Regions from separate parts of the Homo sapiens genome. Here region 1 is linked to region 2. Evidence: chromatin contacts called from ENCODE Hi-C or POLR2A ChIA-PET data. All regions are on one chromosome and are shown on one strand. The core of a region is the stretch at or near the end of the contact, and the rest is flanking DNA. Distances in the headings are between cores, read along the strand shown. Region 1 overlaps CASC18 (cancer susceptibility 18). Region 2 has its middle 32 kb from the start of CASC18.

Evidence for each region. Hi-C counts contacts between places; a loop is a spot of excess contacts on that map. ChIA-PET counts read pairs that join two places held with the same protein, here RNA polymerase II (POLR2A).
Region 1: a map of heart right ventricle shows a loop between it and region 2 (3-fold over the local background). The contact joins two enhancer-like sites. A Hi-C loop is called at or near these places in 2 of 168 maps with a recorded cell type or tissue (both heart right ventricle). POLR2A ChIA-PET finds 5 or more read pairs at or near these places in 2 of 52 experiments (MCF 10A and OCI-LY7).

What each region holds. Positions count from the first base shown.
Region 1 is chr12:105,734,863-105,740,758 of GRCh38, forward strand. It overlaps CASC18 (cancer susceptibility 18), which reads left to right. Exons shown (of 5, transcript NR_110109.1): 4 at 2,394-2,535. It also overlaps a transcript of LOC107984435 not described here. Among named protein-coding and RNA genes, the nearest start is that of CASC18, 34 kb to the left of the region's middle. RefSeq lists enhancers at 5,116-5,727, 5,728-5,896. Within about 2 kb of position 3,414, at least 7 of the 41 ENCODE cell types and tissues checked have a DNase peak (open chromatin) inside an H3K27ac peak, as active enhancers do; they include heart right ventricle, where a contact is called at or near this core.
Region 2 is chr12:105,669,714-105,674,993 of GRCh38, forward strand. No RefSeq gene overlaps it. Among named protein-coding and RNA genes, the nearest start is that of CASC18, 32 kb to the right of the region's middle. Within about 2 kb of position 2,991, at least 20 of the 41 ENCODE cell types and tissues checked have a DNase peak (open chromatin) inside an H3K27ac peak, as active enhancers do; they include heart right ventricle, where a contact is called at or near this core.

The sequences.
Region 1 (5,896 bases), core at 2,164-4,663, 66 kb after region 2:
TAGTTCTGGAATCTGGGAGTACAAGATCAAGGTGTTGATGGGGATGGCTTCTTCTGAAGCCCCTTTCCTTGACTTAGAGATGGCTGTCTTCTGCCTGTGTCTTCACATGGTCTTTCCTCTGTGCCTGTACATCCCTGGTATCTCTCTCTGTGTCCAAATGTCATCTTCTTTAAAGACATCAGTCAGATTAGATCAAGGCCACTCTCACACCCTCCTTATAATTTAATCACCTCTTTAAAGACCATATCTCCAAATGCAGTCACACTCTGAGGTACCGGGGGTTAGGGCTTCAACACGTTAATGGGAGGGCACAATTTAGCCCACGACACCTACATATCTCTGTATGCTTTCTGCTTTTACACAAGGCTTGAGTACTTGCATGAAATCACATGTGAGGTGACTATCACATCACTGACCACTGAAAATAATGTGGCCAATCCTGCCAGCTGGGGATGTGCACTCCTCACTACCTTCTCTATCAAAGGAATTCAAATTTTTTCTGGGTCAAGGGTTTACCAATGACTGTTCCTCCAGTTAAACTTTCAACCAAGTCTTCAAGGTCAAGGTTTGCCCTGTACAGACAAATCACATAAATACTTTCAAGGTACTACATATGTTTCAAAATGGGAGAAAAAAAGATGGTGGGGGTGGGGGGGTGGGGGGGTGGGGGGTGGGGTAAGCATGTTGACATCCAATGTAGTCCCAGCAACTCTGGAGGCTGAGGTGGGAGGATGACTTGAGCCTGGAGTTCGAGGATGCGGTGAATGGTGATCACACTGCCGCACTCCATCCTGGGCAACAGAGCAAGTTCCTCTCTCTCTTAAAAAAAAAAAAAAAAAAAAAAAAAAGATGGGGGACTATTTAACCTAACTGTTCAACCATTGGAAATTGATTAGACTCATTATAATACAGCCATAGTATGGGATGGGATGTGATGTAGTCTTTTTTAAAGTTTACTAAAGAATATTTAGTGATCCTGAAGGCTCTGTACAATATTGTTAAAGGGAAAAAAATCAAGCCACAAAACAAAATGTATTCACTTATTTAATAAATATTTATTGAACACTGGCTATGGTCAGGCAGGCGATGTTTTAGGTTGTAGGGATTTGATGGTGAACAAAGCAAAGTATCTGCCTGTGTGGAGCTTAAACTGCAGTAGGAAATACTGATAACAAACAAATGACTATAAAACATGCTATCAGCTCATGTAGTGCATTGAAGGAAAATAAAGCAGAACAAGAAATCGAAGAATGGCAAAGAGAAACAATTGTTTTTGCTCATTTGGTCAGGAAGGTTTCTTGGAGGGAACGACATTTGAACAGTGACCTGACGCAGGTGTGAATGCTGGTCATTGGAGGGTCCGGGGGAAGAACATTCCATGAGGGGAAAACCGCAGATGCAAAGGTCATGAGGTGGAAATATGCCTGGCGTGTTGGGAGAATCTCAAGGGGGCCAGTGTGGTTGGAATGGAGTAAAACAAAGGCTTGTATGCCAGGAACAGCATGATTTCAGCCCTGTGGAAATACAATAAGTGTAGAGAAAAAAAATTCTAAGGAGAGATAGCAAGATTATGACACTATAGGTCATCTTGATTTCCTTTCTTTTGATTGCCTACAATATTCTAAATTTTCTGCCACGTGTGTATTACTTTAGAAAGATAAAAATAATGAACGTTTTTATACAAAAGTTTCTGTGGAGCTCAATACCTTTGCCCTGGATGCTCTGATTGGTTGCTGGGTGTTTAGACAGCCACTCTGGCTGTGCCTCATTCCAGGAACAGGGGAGAACCCCCAGCTGGGAAAGCCAGAGGGAGGTGCTTATTCAGATGCTCTCAGGCAGACAGAGCAGGCTGATTTACAGTTAGCGGTGAAGGTGCTAATGTGTCCTCTCAATGGCATCTCCCGCTATCAGCTATCAATATGTGTTAGCAGAATCTAATAACGACCTAATTGGCAACAGAGATCTGAACAGATGTCTCACTTAATAAAAAGGCTTTGTGGCCAGCAAGCTGACCCCTTTTGGGCTTAGCTGGGCTTTGGTACTTTGTGTGTGACCCCTTTTGGCAGTTGTCATTAATCAGTCAGACAAACTGGTTGATTGTTGATTGCTGTGTGTACCAAGTCTGCGGGTCAAACCTGGACCCCTGGAGTGTACTTAGACCAGGTTCCCTGAACTCTGACCACGGCCTTGTCTTCTGTCATCTCATTTAATACACGCACAGGCTAGACTCAAGGGCTTTATTGGCATCAATTATAAATAGCTATTGTAGCCAGATTCTTCACCCACCCATTCACCCTGTGAATCCCTGGTGGATTACTATGGACCCTTCATCGCATAGATTTAAGTAAGTACAGAGGTTGTTACTGGTGCTTATCTCTCTCCTTAACAAACAGGGTCTGTGTGTGGTGGGAAGCAAACTGGCCTGAGGTTCCATCCACTGGTAGAAATGACCCCAAAGACTTCCCATGCAGGGAGGGCAAAGAAGAAAGTGCTTTGGAATGGAGATACCCCTTTTCCTCCTCCTGAATGTATCAGGTAAGGTCAAGATGATGGTAATCAGCTTGCAAAGGCATTTTATCTTCCAAACTTCTGCTTGAATCAATTATGTTGGTGAATAGAATATGCTATTGTTAAGAGAATAGTCTCCTTACAGAGGCTTAAGCAACCAAATAGCAGAATTAATGTGCATGATATTAAGAATAAATGCCCAGAGACAGCATTCGGAACACAAGTAGAGCATTTCCCTGAGAATGAAAACGTTGAAAGGTTTGTATTCTGTAATCCTAATTTCAAAGTTCACAAGTAGTCAATAAAAAAGGAAAAGATAGTTGCATGGTCAAATAAATTTGGGCCTTGCTAGGTTTGACACATTGAGCCAGGTTGTTTTACTGCAGAATTTATCAGAACCTTTGATATGTAAGATAATTAATGGAAGTGTTATTTTGACTTAACCCTTCTTACAAAAGAGTGGTATTGGGTAGAATACAGGTCAATCTTTATACAGAAGCTGACATGCATCTTTTTTTTCTAATTTTTGATATTTAGTGGTTCACAAATTTCTGATTAAAGAGAGTAAGTTGAATTTTTTTCAGGCTTCCCATTAATCTCACCAGTAATAAGCATAGTTTTCTGAATCAATGAAGAGATGGAATACATGGACAAAATGGAATGGAAAAGTAGATCAGCAAAATGTTCTCAAGAGTCTTGTTGCTTCCTCTCTGGCTCTATTTTTGTTATTGTGTGATTCTGGGCAATTTCCTGTTATTATTACACTTATTGTTGTCAGAGGAAACCAATTCGTTTTAATATTAGCCTGAGCAAAACATAATTAGGAAGAGAATCTGCTACCAAAAAGGAAACACGTATGTGCTACTTTGCATTCCAAAGCCCAGTACTCAGATAAACACTCACACGCGCGCGCACACACACACGGGCACACACACAGAGGAGTCCTCGCCACACAATCTCAAAACATCCTGCCAAGCCAATAAAAAGCAGTCTTAGCCACTCCAAGGAAAAACAGCCTGAAAACCAGATGATTTACCAAGCTTTTCACGCTTCCTACTTTTATTTTGGAAGAGGAAAGAGAAGAGGTGATAGAGAAAGGGAGAAAAAAGAAGGGGATTGGCAAGGGAACAGCTTGGAGGCTGACGGCTGAACTTCCGGCCTTCTTTTCTTAGATCTCTCAGTACTCCAGGCTCACTACTGACATTTGTCTCTTGTGAGCTGAAACCTCTGGGTACTTGAAAGTCCATCATATCCATTCGTGTGCTAAGGCTTCCTTCTTTCTCCCTTCTCTCCCTCTTTTTGCCCTCTCTTCGTAACAAAAGGCATTTCTCTTAACTGATTGCGCTGTTCACCCACCTTGGAAGGATCACCATTTCCTGGACAGATGCAAGAGGTGGGAAAGGGTCCGGCGAAGGAGGGACAGGGAACTGGCAGGCGAGGAATGCCAATTCTATCAGGCTGTGTTAGGTCTTTTCATGGTTTATTTTATTTAATACACACAATCATAGTCTAAGATAGGCACTGTTATCATCCCATTCTACAGATGAGGAAATCAGGCTTACCCAGGCTAAGGAATTGCTCAAGGTTACAAGGTTAGGAAGTATTGGAGGCAGGATTTAAATACAGACAAGTTTACTAACTTTAAAGCCAGTACTTTTACCCACAATCCTAATGTACTTCATTTAACTTCTTCAGGCTTCAGGGTTCCTATGTATGAAATAGAGATTATCCCTATTTTCACTCTTGTCCCTCCAGTATTCTCTACACAGTAGATAGAAAGATAGCAGCCATTTGAACTGGGCTCAGCTTCCAGGGGCATGACATAAAATTAATGTCTGCAGTCAGCCTGTATGGGCTGGTATGGATGTACTCCACAAAATCCTCAGGGAGCTGAGCTTCTTCTAACTCCACACTGTCCGATCCAGAGGGGTGACCCTTGTCTTCATAGTCCAATATAGCAGCTGGTCTATCAACCGTCACATCTGCATTCTAGGCAGAGGATGAAGAACAAAGTAAAGAAGGAAAAGGTCAAAACCACCTATCTTTTAAGCATGACTTTTGAATTACCCCATCACACTTCCACTGGTCCATTGGCCAGACTTAGTGTTACGGCTATACCTGCCTGCAGGGAAGGCTGGGAAATATAGTCTTTATTCTGTGATGCCATGCATCCAGCTAAAATTGTGGGTTTTCTATCATGAAGGAAGGAAGGAATGGTTACTAGGGATAGTGCACAGTGTCTGCAAGAGGAACCCTTTCAAAATGTAAGTCAGATCATGTTACTCTGCTGAAAACTGGGTAAAGCCTTCCCACTCGCTCAGGCTGAAAGCCAACGTCTTTGCAGTGTCCAACAAGGCCTTCCATGCCTTGTTCTCAAGAGTCATTGCTTCCTTTCTGGCTGGGCCCTTCCTCTCATCTGGACCCTTTGTTCCTTAAGTCTCTGCTCAAACACCACTTCATCGGGACCACCCTACAGAAAACAGTATCCACTCCCCTATGACTCTCTGTACCCTTTACCTGGCTTTATTTTTGTTTTCTACTTTTATCCCCACCTTATCCCATCTGACATAGTCTATATTTGTTCAATTTGCTTATTGTCTATTTTCCTACTAGAATAGAAGCTCAGTGAGAGCTACAACCTCATCTGTTTTTTTCACTGCTTTATATCACAGGGCCTAGAACAGTGGCAGGCACACCGTAGACATCCAATAGACAAGAGTTGAATAGATGAATAAATGATTGAATAAATTCTTGCTTTCTCCAACTTCCAAAATTTGGGAGAGGATGAATGGAAGTTTCCAATTTCAAAGAGCCTTGAGAACAGGAGGAGTCAAATATAAATTATTATTAGCTGTCTTTTGATGTCCTCCCATTTGTAAACGTCCTCTGTTAACTGTGAAGAATAATGCAAATGCGATTGGCCATTATTGTTTTGAAGTAAGGCTCAGTGGGATAGAATTTCCAGTCATTTCTTCCCAAAGGGCCAGAACTGTTTATTTTAAATCCGTTTCTTCCCTGCCTTCAGTTTTGAATGAACATGGCTTTGCTGCTCATAGTTTCCTAATATGTCACTTTGATGGTTTATTTCACCTTAAGTAGCATGGAATTGAAGTCTGAGACTGTATCAGGCTGATTTCAGGTCTCTTTTGCTTCCCTTTGTGCCATCGCAGTAGGGGAGAATTGTCAAGCTGTGCTTGGCCAAGTTAAATGAGGAGACCAGATGGTCAGAAAGAAAGGAATTTTGGTTCAGGTTTAGGAGGAGAAAAGCTGGGGGCAAAACTCCTGCATAGTTTTTGACCTAAAGATCAAAACACTCAGCACTGGGGGTACATTGTTGAATGCTGGGGGACCCCAGCAAAGGTTTGCAATGTAGGAGCTCCTTTTGGTT
Region 2 (5,280 bases), core at 1,741-4,240:
GGTTTCAGCCCGAGGGGTTCTCCTCCCTGTTTTTGGAGCACTTCTGACTTGGGCTCTCTGCTTTGAACATGTTGTTCCCCTTGTATGGAATATACTGCCCTAAACTCCTCCCCCACTTTCAGTAACAATAATAATAATAACGCTGACTATAATAATAGCAGCAAATGTTTATAGAGCATCTGCTATGTGGGTCTAATTTTTCTCTGAGTCTCAGCTTTCTACCTTGTAGGGGTATTGTGAAAATTAAATGAGACAATGTGAGCAGAACAGCTTATACCCTATTGGTATGTAGAATATATCCATACATCCTCTTTACATTCCTGCTTTTAGATGTCTTCTGTGTTGCTTTCTTGAAGTAAGCTAGGCCTCTTCTGAATCAATTTCAAGAGTCTTCATCAAACTCTATGGTAAGCCCTTGTCTAGGTCATGAAGTGGTAATGATGATAGGTATGTAGCATTTTACCACTTACTTGTATTACATATACTGCCTAATATCACAAGGTGCAAGAGCATATTCATCCATTCATTCATTCATAACCATCAGTTCAGGACCTACCATAGTCTAGCACTATATCTAGGGAGTTGGTTTCTGCCCCCAAGGAACTTGTCCCATGAAGTGGGGAGTTCTGTAGAGCAAATGCATAATTGATAGTACCTGTGCACTGAGGCGTTTCATCAGACTGAGGTGTTAGGGAAGATTCCTGGAGGAAGTGACACTGGAGTGAGTTGAGTGAGGAAGGATGGGGGAGGACATTTCAGCAGAGGGCCAAGCTCTGCAAGGACTTGATCTCCCTAGAAGCTAAGGTGGGCTTTGTTTGCTAAGATTTAATATACAGACAAAATAAAGAGTTTGAAAACAGCTCTAACTCCCTGCCCTGGTTGTGAGGTCCAGCAGAGTCTGGTCTCTGGTGACCTTGCAGGCTACATCCTCCATTGCTTTCTCCATCACTTACCATGGTCCAGCTACACTGGCCATGTTCACTGGTTGTGAACAAGCCTGCTCCTAATACAAGGTCTTGACACTGATGCTGCCTCTTGGAATGCTCTTCCACCAGATCCTCCCAAGCCTACCTCCTTCTCATACTCCATGGCTTAATTCACAGTCACCCCCTCTGAGAGGCCTACCTGACCACACAATTAGAGGAACCTCTCCCAGGAACTCCCTCATATGCTCATGCCTTTTGACTGCCTGAAATCCTCCTGCCCTCAATGGCAGCCATAAACATTCCAGAAATTCTGGACATTCTATCAGCCTGGTTTTCTGCCTAAAGATTTTGTGAGATCAGAGCCCTCCAAAAACTCTCAGTGGATAAGAAGCAGGAGAATAAACCTTTGTTGTTTTAAGACATTAAGTTCCTGAGATTGTTCGTTACTGCAACATAACTTAGCACATCCTGACAGATACATTGCTGTATCCTCCAGCACCCCAAAATAATCAGGCACATAGCTAAATACAACATAATTATGTGTCAGCCAAGTGAATAAGGAAAAGAAGAAAAGAAAGGTGGGAAGAAGAGGGGAGGAAAAAAGCCAAAGTTAGGATGAGGCTAAATAAAGTGACTCACAATGGGTCATCTTCTGCAGGACAGGGGTCTAAAATAGTAAGAATTCTTCCATCTAGAGATGTACTTCCCAAAGATTGAGATATCATGATAAAGGGCAGGCCCATTTGGGGTTTGTGATAAAATCCGGAGGTCTTGGGGACACCCACTCTTTTTAGTTGGTCATCAGGTAGATTTCTCAGTGATGTTACCGATCACACATGATGCCTGTGGTCTCCAGATAAGGACAGACTGTAGGGCTGCTCTTCAAGCAGGTTCTTTTGCATCTAGGCCCTTGATCCAATCTTGCATTCCTGGTATTGAACAAAAAAGCCTTCCCTGTTCACCTTGTATTGACCACATCCCTGTTGCCATTGGAAGGTGGCTCGCAGCTCTGGGATTACATCTGGCCCCAGAGGCTCTCAGCAGTGATGTATGTTGGAGCTCAATATACTCCTGGCTGGATGTTCCATAGAATAAAGAATGAGATCAATTAAAAACAGATGCCTTGAAACAACCATCAGGAGTCCTCTCTATTTCCAATCTCCAGAAGCCACACTGCACTGTTTCTCAGAGCTCAGGAAGGCTCTGGCTGGTGATGTAGCAGTGTGAAGGACCACCGAATTGTTGGCATTCTTTTGTTCTGAGGAGAATAAACCAGTTTGAGTTAAAATAAGAACCAGATTGCCCAAAAATGTTTAAGTCTTGGGATTCACTGCTTAAAAACAACTTCTTGAGTGTTTGAATGAGAACTTTTCCCAAGGATGGCTTTGGTGAGGGAGGAGAGGCTGCCAGATACTGCATCATTAACTAAATACCGCAGAAAATGGCTCTGTATTTTATTGCCTTGTGTGTTAAACTATGGAGAACAAGAAATTGGAAAGGCCTAAACCCATCCATGTTTAAAGAATGGAAAACAAAATGCCCCAGCTGTTCTGTTCAGGGAAGGATAATTCATAAACAGAGAAACAGGCAACACATTTCTGGATCTGGTTCAGCAGCAAGTTGGAAACCATCATGCTGGCAGGGCTCCTTTGGCCACCAAGCCCCGATCCCCACCTTCTCCCCTTGGATGTGCCTGAAGCCATGTCTCAGTCCCATCCTTGAAGAATTCATGCAGCAGGCCTGAGTCTGTTGAATTGCCTTGGTCCTTTTGGTGGCCATTTCTTGTTCACATGAGCCTTGCAGGGTGACACACAACCTGAAACTATTCCAGGGCTGCTGCCGTGACTCTTAAGGTTAGGTTTACAAAGAGAAAAGGGAAGAAAGAAAGTGGCAGTGATGAGATCCTGTTTGAATTCTATTAGAGCCTCCATTCAGGCCTGGAAAAATTTATCTGATGACATCTGCTTAACCTCCTGGGACATGGAAAAGGGGTGGGGCTTGTCGCCAAGAGGGCTTCCTCCTTCCTCCGCTTCCTGCAGCCCCTTGTTCAGCAGCGCCCTGGCTGCCTTCCCACTGGGCCTGGATACCCTGCTATCAGGGACCCCACCCTGCATGTTTGTGTCTGAGTCTGGAGGCCCCACGGCCTCTGGCTGTTGGCCTACTAGAGCAAGGCAGGCTTTCTCAGTCCAGCACAGGCGTTGGCTCTGGAAACGACGCTAGAGAGGACTCTAGAAGCCAATGGGTAAGAAACCCTAAGGCCTTTGTGGAACTCCCAGTGAAAAACATTGGTCAATATTTATTGCTTTGAAAGAGTTCTTTTTTCAGGGATGTTGGACTCTGTTATTTCCTTTGAGCAAAAGCATGGAATAATATAAATACATTCCATTCCATTCCATTTTGTTTATAGATTAATTGCTACTATGCAACTCTTTTTGAGCTACAAAACTGTCATTTTTTTCAAGTGGTTCAAACTACTATATTATTTTGACAGTGTCCTGGGAACTGTGGACAGGAAGTGCACATAAGAAAATGTCTTTCAGAGAACACAGCATCTAGTTGGGAGATGGGAGTGTAGGTAGACGACTACAGAACATTGTGGTTAGTGCAATTGTAGAGGTATATACCATGGGCGGAAAGAAAGCAGTGTCGAATCCTGCTTGAGTAGAATAGGAGAGCTTACCAGAATTGGTTCTTAGTGACAGCATGCACACAGTTTCTTTAAGACCACTTACTCTCTACTAGTACTTAGAGTAGGAAGAAGGAGAAATATAGCATTCTCTCTCTTTTTTTTTTTTTTTTTTAAGATGGATTCTCGCTCTGTTGCCCAGGCTGGAGTGCAGTGGCATGATCTCGGCTCACTGCAAGCTCTTTCTCCCGGGTTCACGCCATTCTCCTGCCTCAGCCTCCTGAGTAGCTGGGACTACAGGCGCCTGCCACCAAGCCCGGCTTATTTCTTTTTGTATTTTTAGTAGAGACGGGGTTTCACTGTGTTAGCCAGGATGCTCTCGATCTCCTGACCTCGTGATCCGCCTGCCTCAGCCTCCCAAAGTGCTGGGATTACAGGTGTGAGCCACCGTGCCCGGCCAGCATTCTCTTTTAAATTATTATTATTTTTTGAGACAAGGTCTCACTCTGTCGCCCAGGCTGAAGTGCAGTGGTTCAATCATAGCTCACTGCAGCCTCTACATCCTGGGCTCAAGCAATCCTCCTGCCTTGGCCTCCTAAATCCTTGGCTGGGATTACAGGCATGAGCCACTGCACCTGGCCTAAATTAAATTTTTTTTCCTAATAATTTTAGGCTTATAGAAAATTTGCGAAGATAGAACAAAGCATTCTCACATACCCAGTATCCAATTTCCCATAATCCTTTACACTGCCATGATGTATTTATCAAAACTAAGAAACTAGCATTTACACACTGCTATTAACTGAATTCTAGACTTTATTCAATTTCACCAGTTTTTCCATTGATGTCCTTTTGTTGTCCACATTGCATTTAAGTGTAGCAGTTTTAAAATACATCTGCAAATTCGGTAACACTCTTCCTAGAGAGAGTGAGGTCTGTATCCCCTTGCCTTGAAACTGGACAGGCTTTGGTGACTGTTTTGACCAGCAGAGAACAGTGGAAGTGACACTAGGTGACTTCTGCATCTAGGCCATACATAGTGGTTCAGATTCTGCCTTGCTCACTGAAACATTCACCCTTGAAGTCTCCAGCGTCATATAAAAAGGCCAACTGCCTTGAGACCGCCATGCTGCCAGGAAGCCAAGTAGCCAATGGAGAGAGACAACATGGAGAGGCCTTGAGACTCCACAAAGAGGGATGCTTACCTATGCTGCAGCCTCTCTACCTACCAGCTGCTCTGGCCTGGCCCTGTTCCAGCTTCACCCACGGTCAGACTGTAACCAAAGGAAGAGACCCTGAGCCAGAGCCCCCAAGCCAAGCCTTTCCTGAATTCCTAACTCACAGACGCTTTAAGGGATAATAAAATGATTGTTGTTTTAAGTGACTGCATATTGGGGAGTTTTGTTACACAGCAGTAGATAAGAAGAATATGACAGCTCCACCAGGAGATCTTAAATGAGGTATGAGGCCCATTCACATGAAATAACCTCCCAGACAGTCCAGCATTTCATTTTTCACACATTCCTTGAGCATCTATTGTGTACCAGGCACTCTACCAGGTGCTGGGGGAAGTAGGTGACTAAGATAGTTTCTGACCTTGAAGGTTCATAATCAGAAAGAAAAGCAGACAAACAAATGGCCACAGTATAATATGTTTAGTCAAAGTGTCATGAGACCAGAGAAAAGGGACAAATATTCCTGGGGGATTTGCTTGAGCTAAGAGTTGAA